Regions from separate parts of the Mus musculus genome. Here region 1 is linked to region 2. Evidence: chromatin contacts called from ENCODE Hi-C or POLR2A ChIA-PET data. All regions are on one chromosome and are shown on one strand. Each heading gives the region's core, a stretch centred on a gene start or an enhancer-like site at or near the end of the contact. The rest is flanking DNA. Distances are from core to core; before and after follow the strand shown.

What was found. Hi-C counts contacts between places; a loop is a spot of excess contacts on that map. ChIA-PET counts read pairs that join two places held with the same protein, here RNA polymerase II (POLR2A).
Region 1: a map of gastrocnemius shows a loop between it and region 2 (2.7-fold over the local background). The contact joins the enhancer-like site here to the promoter of Mettl2 in region 2. A Hi-C loop is called at or near these places in 1 of 37 maps with a recorded cell type or tissue (gastrocnemius). POLR2A ChIA-PET finds 5 or more read pairs at or near these places in 1 of 5 experiments (embryonic stem cell).

The regions. Positions count from the first base shown.
Region 1 is chr11:105,268,021-105,272,519 of GRCm38, forward strand. It overlaps Tlk2 (tousled-like kinase 2 (Arabidopsis)), which reads left to right. Exons shown (of 22, transcript NM_001112705.2): 18 at 1,606-1,775; 19 at 3,079-3,217. Among named protein-coding and RNA genes, the nearest start is that of Mrc2, 22 kb to the right of the region's middle. Within about 2 kb of position 2,327, at least 1 of the 3 ENCODE cell types and tissues checked has a DNase peak (open chromatin) inside an H3K27ac peak, as active enhancers do; it is gastrocnemius, where a contact is called at or near this core.
Region 2 is chr11:105,124,927-105,129,220 of GRCm38, forward strand. Mettl2 (methyltransferase like 2) reads left to right here and starts at 1,499. Exons shown (of 9, transcript NM_172567.3): 1 at 1,499-1,680; 2 at 1,850-1,941; 3 at 3,815-4,149. The coding sequence starts at 1,571.

The DNA of each region.
Region 1 (4,499 bases), core at 1,077-3,576, 140 kb after region 2:
TCATCATCCTGTTATCCTAAAGCAGGATGGTTAATGTGACAAAAGGAAAGACAACCTAGTGACGCAGGTTGTTGGAATACAGGTTTCTGGGCAATAGGATTTTAGAACTGGGAGGGATCTTAGGGTTCAGGCTTTTCAAATATCAAAAAAATAAAATTATTAATGTAAGATCTTTGGTCCTCTTGATAATCCTGTGTATAGCAATAAGGTCAGTAAGCTGCAGAGCCTTTGGTTTATTCAGGGTTTAGGGACATTTCAGTGTTTGAAAACTTTTTTAGTTGCAGTTAGGCCTGAGTCAGGAGAACATAAGATACCTTAGGTCTTGCCCGTCGATGTTACATCACTCTCCTAAGGCTGTCTAAGAGTTTGGTCTATCCACCCAGAAGCTTTCTCAGACAAGCAGCCCTTGTGTAGACGTATATCCAAGAAAAAGAGTCTGACTCATTTCAGCATCTCAGATAAGAATGGGCATTTCAGATAGGCTCTCAGAGCATTACCATGCATTTTAGGTGTCATAAAAACTATAGTTTATTGTTCAGTCCTGAGATTCTGCAAGTGTGTGTTTGTAGTCAGTTGCAGTGTGGCTTGAAGTTCAGCTTATAGCTGTTTACTACTTCCTTTCCTTCTACTGCATTGGGGGGCATCTCTGGTAAGCTGTCAGTGGGCGCTCATCTGGGTTCAACCAGTGAGTAAGCACATAGCTCTAGTTTCCCTGGTGACCTGACTTCGAATAGCACCACCTTCTTCCTCTGACCCTCTGGCTTTAGGGTGCTAACAGTTTCCTGCTGTAACTAGTCACAAGGGTGCCTTACTGGACAGTTTGTCTTCTTAGATCTTCAGCTTGTAAATCAAAGCCTCTGTCTTCAATATTCAAGTGTTTTTTATTTCTTGGTTAAGTCCTGACTGATAAACCATAACCTAAAAAGATTTTTTAAAAAAGTATATATCTCTCAGGAATATTTTTTTAAAAAGTATATATCTCTCAGGAATATTCAAGTAGCTCAAGGAAACATACATCAATTTTAATACTTGGGGAGATAGATGCATTAGTTGTAGTGCCAACAATAACGTGCAATTTTAAATGGGGGATATGAGCGATATATTGGCATGAATATAAGTAAAAGAATCCGTACCATATGGAACACATTTGTGTAGTCTTCTGCCAGACATAGTATACAACTAGTTCTTGAGACCTGAGCAGAACTTAGACTCTTCCTTAGTGTATACACTTATATTGGACACGTGCAAGGATAATTGTGTGATTGATCACTGTGTAATAATGGACATGTGCTATGGGTATGCAGAGGAGACCCTGCTATAAGAGGGTGACTAGACACACATTACAGTTCTTGTCAGTGTTCTTAGAAGAAATGCGCCATAATGAACTTTGGCACAGTTGATGCCACTATGGAGATTGCAGAAGCTCATCTCCCAGAGAGCAAGTGTCTCGCCCTCTGAGCCTTTGGCAGCTGATAGAAAGGAATAGAAGAAGTTTTAGGAACAAAGGAAGGAATGGAAGCTCTGAGACCTGAGCTCTGCTGAGAGTGGTTTAGGTGGTTTGATCTGCTTTTTACTCCACTGTTAAATGCTGGTTTATGCCTTCAGGTTTTGTACAGTATTAGAATACTGTGAAGGGAATGACCTGGACTTCTACCTAAAACAGCACAAATTAATGTCGGAGAAAGAAGCCCGATCCATTATTATGCAGATTGTGAATGCTTTAAAGTACTTAAATGAAATAAAACCTCCCATCATACACTATGACCTCAAACCAGGTATGGCTAACTTTCAGGAGATATTATTAAATGACTTTTAAGTTTATTAAGTCAAAGAATTTGACAGGAGCCAAGAAGACCCAACAGTCTATCACTGTAGATGCCTGGGTAACGTGGGAAGAAGAGTCCTGGGCCGCTTGGTGCTGGGAAAGGGGGGATGGGTGGGGAAATAGTACCTTGTGTGCTGAACCAGGAAAATTAATGATGACATTTAGAAACAGCTGTTCTGGCAAGTTCTATTTTGGCTTTTTCCCATTACTCACAGAATGGAGCAGTTTGTCTCAGGTCTCCCTGATAAAGTATACATATGCCTTGCCTCATTTTCTTAAGGACCCAAGCAGTTTTTATCTTTTTAAATTATCATTTAACTTAGTAGGCATCAGGAAAAGGCAAGGAGCCTTTATCCCTTACTTTATATTTCTGTTAGCTCGCTTTTTGTCTGTTTAAATGTGTGTGCCTGTCTCCTTTTATGTGGAGCTATTGGCTGTGACCTTTAAGTTTAGCCACTCACCATTCTATTTCTAGAAAAGTCACTACACTTTTCCTGCTATAGGTGGCGCTGTGGCACCATTTTTGATTCCCAAGAATGTTTTCTTTATAATTCCCCTACCCCCACCTTCCTGAAATTGCTGTTCTAAGCTTGGTAGCATAGAGAGCACACTGAAAGTTCATGTGAAATTTTCCCACATATTTTCCTCCCCTCCCCTCCCCTCCCCTCCCCTCCCCTCCCCTCCCCTCCCTCCCTCCACCCTCCCTCCCATCCCCTCCCCCCCCCCTCTCTCTCTCTTTCTTTCTTTCTTTCTTTCTTTCTTTCTTTCTTTCTTTCTTTCTTTCTTTCTTTCTTTCTTTCTTTCTTTTTTCCTCCTCTTCCCCCGCCTCTTCCTCTTCCCTCTTTCTTCTTCTTCCTCCTCTTCCTCCTCATCTTCTTCCTTCTTCTTCTTCCTCTTCCTCTTCTCCCTCCTCTCCCTCTTCTCCCTCTTCCTCTCCTCCTCCTCCTCCTCCTCCTCCTCCTCTTCCTCCTCCTCCTCTTCTTCTTCTTCTTCTTCTTCTTAAAAAATCAACTGTACAAGTAATATTTTACTTTGGCAGGTCATTTTTGTTTCCAGTGCCCAGCGTGGATTTTGGCACATTAAACAGGCAATTCTAAGAAAATAGAAATTTCCAGTGGACACTGAGGATTCTCCCAAAGTTAGAATTAGACTGTTTTATTCCAAAGATTTAGAATTCACTTGTTCCCTTCTTGTGTGTCTTTTCTCTTAATAAAGAAGTCTCATTTTATTCATAAAGGTCTTTATCTTTTTAGGTAATATCCTTTTAGTAAATGGTACAGCATGTGGAGAGATAAAAATTACAGATTTTGGTCTTTCCAAGATCATGGATGATGATAGCTACAATTCAGTGGATGGCATGGAGCTGACGTCACAAGGAGCTGGTACTTATTGGTAGGTATCAGGGAGGAAGTCTGCCAAATCGGCTGGTGGGGAGGTGGCTCTGTTATACTGACTCCTTAGTGATTAACAATTAATCCTGATGTAGTCTGCTAAGACAGAAGTAGAGTTTTTAGTACTTTGATTTTCTATATCAATTTTTCTTCTATTTTCTTTCTGTTCTTGAAAACCCTTGAGAGAGTGCTTGTATAGTCTGTCCCCTGGAGATCTGTGTTTATTACACAGTGCTGACTGTACAAGCCAGCAGAGAACAGGGTTGTTTAGTTGCCTTAAAAAAATAGCCCTGAATTCTTAACAGTTCAAGTAGAAGCCTCTCCTTGTGTTAATAGGATGAGGGATTTGTTTCTAGGATGATGAATTGTTAAGTCAAGAATTAAGGATAGGCCTAAAACAAAACAACAAATCTATAGATTCCCTCATATTCCTGTTTGTTAGCATGTCCTAAAGGGTTTGAGACTCCTTTCTACTGAGCCCTGTGTCATCCTTCTCCCAGTCACCTGACCCCACCTAGCTCTGCCTCACAGTTCTGTGAGCACTCCTGCCTGCTATTGGCTTTTCACTAGTACTTTCTACAGTGAGAGTCACAAAGCATACCTGTGCCTGGGCATGTGATTTTGTGATTGTGACCTTGTGATTTTTATCCCCTTCTGAGGTTGTTACACAAAGCCACATTCTGCCCTAAATGGTTCTTAACCTAAAAAAGCCTCATAGCACAGGAGCGGTAAGTAGCATGCTGCTATATCCCAGGCTGAGAAAGCCCCGGGCTTAGAATTCTTTGTAGTAATGAGGGGCTCTAGTGGAAGCAGATGAAGGGGCGTGCCATTCAGAACATGCGGAATGAGCCCTGCTCTCCTAACTGAGCTTCTGATTGCTAGGTGGACAGTGAGCTGCGTTTCTGTTTCTCTGTACGCTTGGGGAAGTGGTGCCTATAGTCAAGAGTAAGTTTCTAAGTTAAAACCTTGAAATTCTATGTTTAAAATAGAGGTTACATTTATAGTGTTTACTTGACTTGGGAGATAGTGTGGGTTAGAGTGACTGTCACTAAGTGACACAAAAATGAACAGAGTTGGTACCTCTGGGAAAGAGGTTTGCACCTCTATTGTATAGGACTTGCACTTAAGCTTTGTTATGTGTTAGCGTGTTCTTTTTAAAAAGTGTGGACAGCCTCTCTCTCTCTCTCTCTCTCTCTCTCTCTCTCTCTCTCTCTCTTTCTCTCTCTTTCTCTCTCATATGTTTAAAATAGCTATTAAAAACTAATAGAATATGCAATATATAG
Region 2 (4,294 bases), core at 249-2,748:
GGTCCAGAGTTTGAAGCCAGATAAGGGTACACAGTGACACACTCATCCATTTTCAGAAGCCATGCATTTGAAAGAGTAAGGAGGGGAATATGGGAGGGTTGAGGAGGAGTGATGTAATGTCATAATCTCAAAAATAAAAACCTAGCCAGGTGTGGAGGCAGCACACATCTTTGATCCCAGTACCCAGAAGCCAGAGGCAGGCAGATCTCTGAAGTTGAAACCTTCCTGGTCTACAAAGAGAGTTATGAGATAGTCAGAGCTATATAGAGGAATTCTATATTTAAAAAGAAAATAATAATTAAAACACACACGGGGGGGGGGAAGAAGGGAGGGAGGAGAGGAGAGAGAAAGAGAAGCAGCCATATATTTCAAATGGCTCACTTATTAAAAATAATGTTGGAACTTCAAGTAAAAGGACAATGAGCTTTCTGCACACACAAAAATTATATAATGGGATTGTTGAATGTGAACACTAACAGCTTTTAAAGAGCATGATATTAAAAAAAAAAAATACATATAGCTGGATGTGATGGTGAATGCCTTTAATCCCGGTACTTGAGAGGCAGAGACAGGCACATCTCTGAGTTTGAGGCCAGTTTAATCTGCATAGAGAGCTGGAGGCCAGCCAGAATTACATAGTCCTTCAAAATGTATCAAAATAATAACAAAAACAACAACAATAATAACAACAACAACAATAACTCTGGCTGGTAAAATGGCACAGCAAGTAAGCTGCCTGCCACCAAGCCTAAAGAAATTATAGAGCCTGGAGAGCCCTATAATTAAGGGCACTGGCTACTCTTCTAGGAGACCCATATTTTGATCCCTGGTACCCATATGTTGGTTCACAAGCATCTGTAACTCCAGTTCGAGGAGATCTGGTGCCCTCTTCTGGCCTCCATGAGCATTGCATGCACGTGGTGCACAACCATGCGTACACATAAAGGGGAAATTTATTTAAATAGAAAATATAAGGCTAAAAATGTGCAATTATAAATTATATACCAGTGACCTACTATTAGTTTTAAAATATTTATACATATATGTATAGTATATAAGTGTACAATGTATACATTTAAATAAATTGAATACATATTACAAGCTCTATGCATGAACGAATTACAATTTTTATTGTGCCAATTAAGCCTGGCTTTTCAAGGAGGTGTGGTCGGTTATGTCATTTAACACGGAAGCTTCATGCTCTCAAAACCCACGCGCTGCCTCCCCGCGGACTGTGGTCTGGTGACCACGTCTCATCACAGTCGGCTAGTCAAAGCTTTTCCTGGGGGGAATCTTGGGACCTGCACGGAACCGTACTCGAGGGAATAGCCTCCTACTTCCTCCCCGTGCTGCACGCCCTTGTGCATCTCCAGGGAGAAATGACTCCTTTCGGACTCGCCTCCGCTGAGCTTCCCAATCACTTGGAACCCGCCCCGCCCCGCCCCGCCCCGCCCCGCCCCGCCCCGCCCCGCCCTCCATCTTCCCTCCCAGTGACGCTACTTCCGGAAGGGGCGTGGCCCACAGGAAGTCCTCGCCTTCGGGAAGAGAAGGCGTTTCCGTCTCCGGTGTCATGGCGGCCTCCTTCCCTGAAGGCGTGCCGGAGACCGAGGACGGGAAGAGACCGCAGTTCGGGCACCGGTTCCTGAGCGACCCGGCGCGCGTCTTCCATCACAATGCCTGGTAACTGCCCTGCATCTCGCCCGGCTCTTCGCCAGCCCGGAGCACTTGGAGAAAAGCCCTGCCCGCTGGCCCTCCTCCCGCGGCGGTAGCTGAAGCGTTCGCCTCCCGAGGACCGACGTTCCCGGGTCCGGGACCGGTGGGCCTGAAGCTGCCCGTTTGGTTTTCACAGGGACAACGTGAAGTGGTCCGAGGAGCAGGCCGCGGCGGCGGAGAGGAAAGTGCAGGAGAACAGCTCCCCGCTGGTGTGCCCGGAGAAGCAAGGTGCGCTCCGTTGTGCCCGCAGTGTGGGACGCGCCTCCTCCAGACGGCAAGAAAAATGGGGGCACCGGGATCGTTTTATCACTGACCTGATGGAGAACTCCGGCCCAGAACGGGTCGGGGAGGGGACGGGTTAGGAGGCAAAGGGGCTGTCTTCTAACAAAGTCTTGAAGCCATTGGGGTTGGACTTTGTTGTTGTTGTTGTTGAACTCTCTAGTTCTACGAGTGTCGCGTTGATGTGGCTGGCCTGTGGCAACCGTAAAGTCGTTCAGTCATCTTAGGGTAGCTTCTACAGTTTACCTTCTGCTGGGACGTTTCCATCAGAGCTAGATTGATGTGGTCGGATCCTAACGTACTGTGGGAGGAGAGGATTAGATCATAACATCTTTTCTTGAGGTGTTGGGTTTGGAGATGTGGGACTTCTACCAAAGAAAGATGCGTGCAGCAGAGTGGAGAGACGAGTCTGCTCAAAGCGAAAGAGGTCATTTCCGAAGACAAGAATAATTCCTTTATAAAATACTAGAACTGGTTGTCCCTGTTTCTAGGAGGCGTTTGAAAGTAAACCTGGAACTTTAAGGTAATAGGCATCAGGGGGTTGGAGAGATGGCTCATCGGTTATGATAATAAGCACTGATAGTTTCTCTATAGTACCGAGGTCACTGGCCAGGCACGTACCTCCTAAGATGTAGGGGTGTAATCTCTTGGGAGGCAGAGACAAGAGGTTGAGTGGGGTCAAGAGCATCCTTGCTACGTAGAGTTCCACTCCTGCCTGGGCTGCATGAGAGCTTGTCTCAAAAATAAGTATATGTATATATTCCAGTTGCAAAGTAGGCACCCTGCCTGCATTGTTAGGTAGATAAGACTAGATAAAGCTTCGTAGAGTTGAGAGGGATTTTGAAAATCATGTAGCCCAGTATCCTCTTTTCGCAGTTAAAGGACCAGTTAGCCAAGTGCAGTGGTGTATTCCTGTAGACTCAGCTCCGTGGGAGGCTGAGGCAGAAGGATCACTGAATTGGAGGCCATCCTGGGCAGCATAGGGTGATCTAGTCTCCAAAACGATTAAACTTGGACCACGGGGCCTTAAGTGCTTTGCCTAGAGGTAAGCAGTCAGTGGTGGATTCCAATTTCTCAGGTTTTTATTCTTTCATCAATTCTAGTCCAGGTCTCTTGTGTTGACAACGAGCAGAAAAAGAGCCCCTATCAGTCTCCTGATTAATCAAAACTCTTCTTGCTTCTGGAAGGCAGTTTCCCATTGTCTAGTTTTGTGTGTTTTCTGGTTATTTATTTTAGTATTCATTAGCAATCTTGACTTTGTGCCTGGCCCCTGCATTCTAAAGAAGCAGGAACATGCCTTCTGAAAAGCTTCGTGGATGACAGTCACTGAATGTATACAAACGTCCAAAGAACCTGGGACATTTAGCTTGTAAATTTAAAAAAAAAAAAAAAAAAAAAAAAAAACTTACAAGGGAAAATAATTACCACACACACCAAAGAACCTGTCTGTCCCTGACGAGTAGAACCTTGAAACCAAGAAGAATTAGGTCTTTACTTCTGTGCAATGCTAGGGATTTGCTTAATTTCATAATTTTCCTGTAGTTGAAGGCCATCCAAAGCTGTGTGAGGAAAATGATGGGTAGCTAACTCCCTGTCTGGTGGTTCCAGCAGAAGCTGGGTTTCCTGGGGATGAAAAGTGAATGACCTTAATGTAAGATAGATAGCAAGATGATTACCAGTGGAGGTGTCCAGTTCTGAGACTATGACTGTTCTTAAGCATACTTCTGGATAAAACGACATTTGGTGATGCAGGACAGTTGACATTAGATATAAATAAAATATTTGAGACTGACGTTTAATATTCTTTCTTAAATGTTTGCAGTTGATTATGAAGTCAATGCCCATAAATACTGGGATGACTTCTACAGAATCCATGAAAATGGGTTTTTCAAGGATAGACACTGGCTTTTTACTGAGTTCCCTGAATTGGCACCTAGCCACAGTCACCTGACGGGTGTACCCTTGGAGAAGCAGAGGAGTGACGTCTGTGAGGACGGACCTGGCTTGACAGCAGAACAGCACAAGTGTTCTTGTGCCAGCCCTGGATGTGAGACTCAGGTGCCTCCCTTGGAAGAGCCAGTGACTCAGAAGCTCGGTCACCTAGAAATTAGTGGTGAGGAATTTCCTGGCTCCTCTGCCACCTACCGAATACTTGAGGTAACTTGATTTTTCGAATAATAGAGTTAGTGAAGATGCCACATTTTACTCGCAGATAGACTAGAAAGGGTGACCCAGAGTGTCTTCTGTCAGATCAACTTGGCTAGATTTGAGCATCATATCAGCGTGGAATGGTCACCCTTGT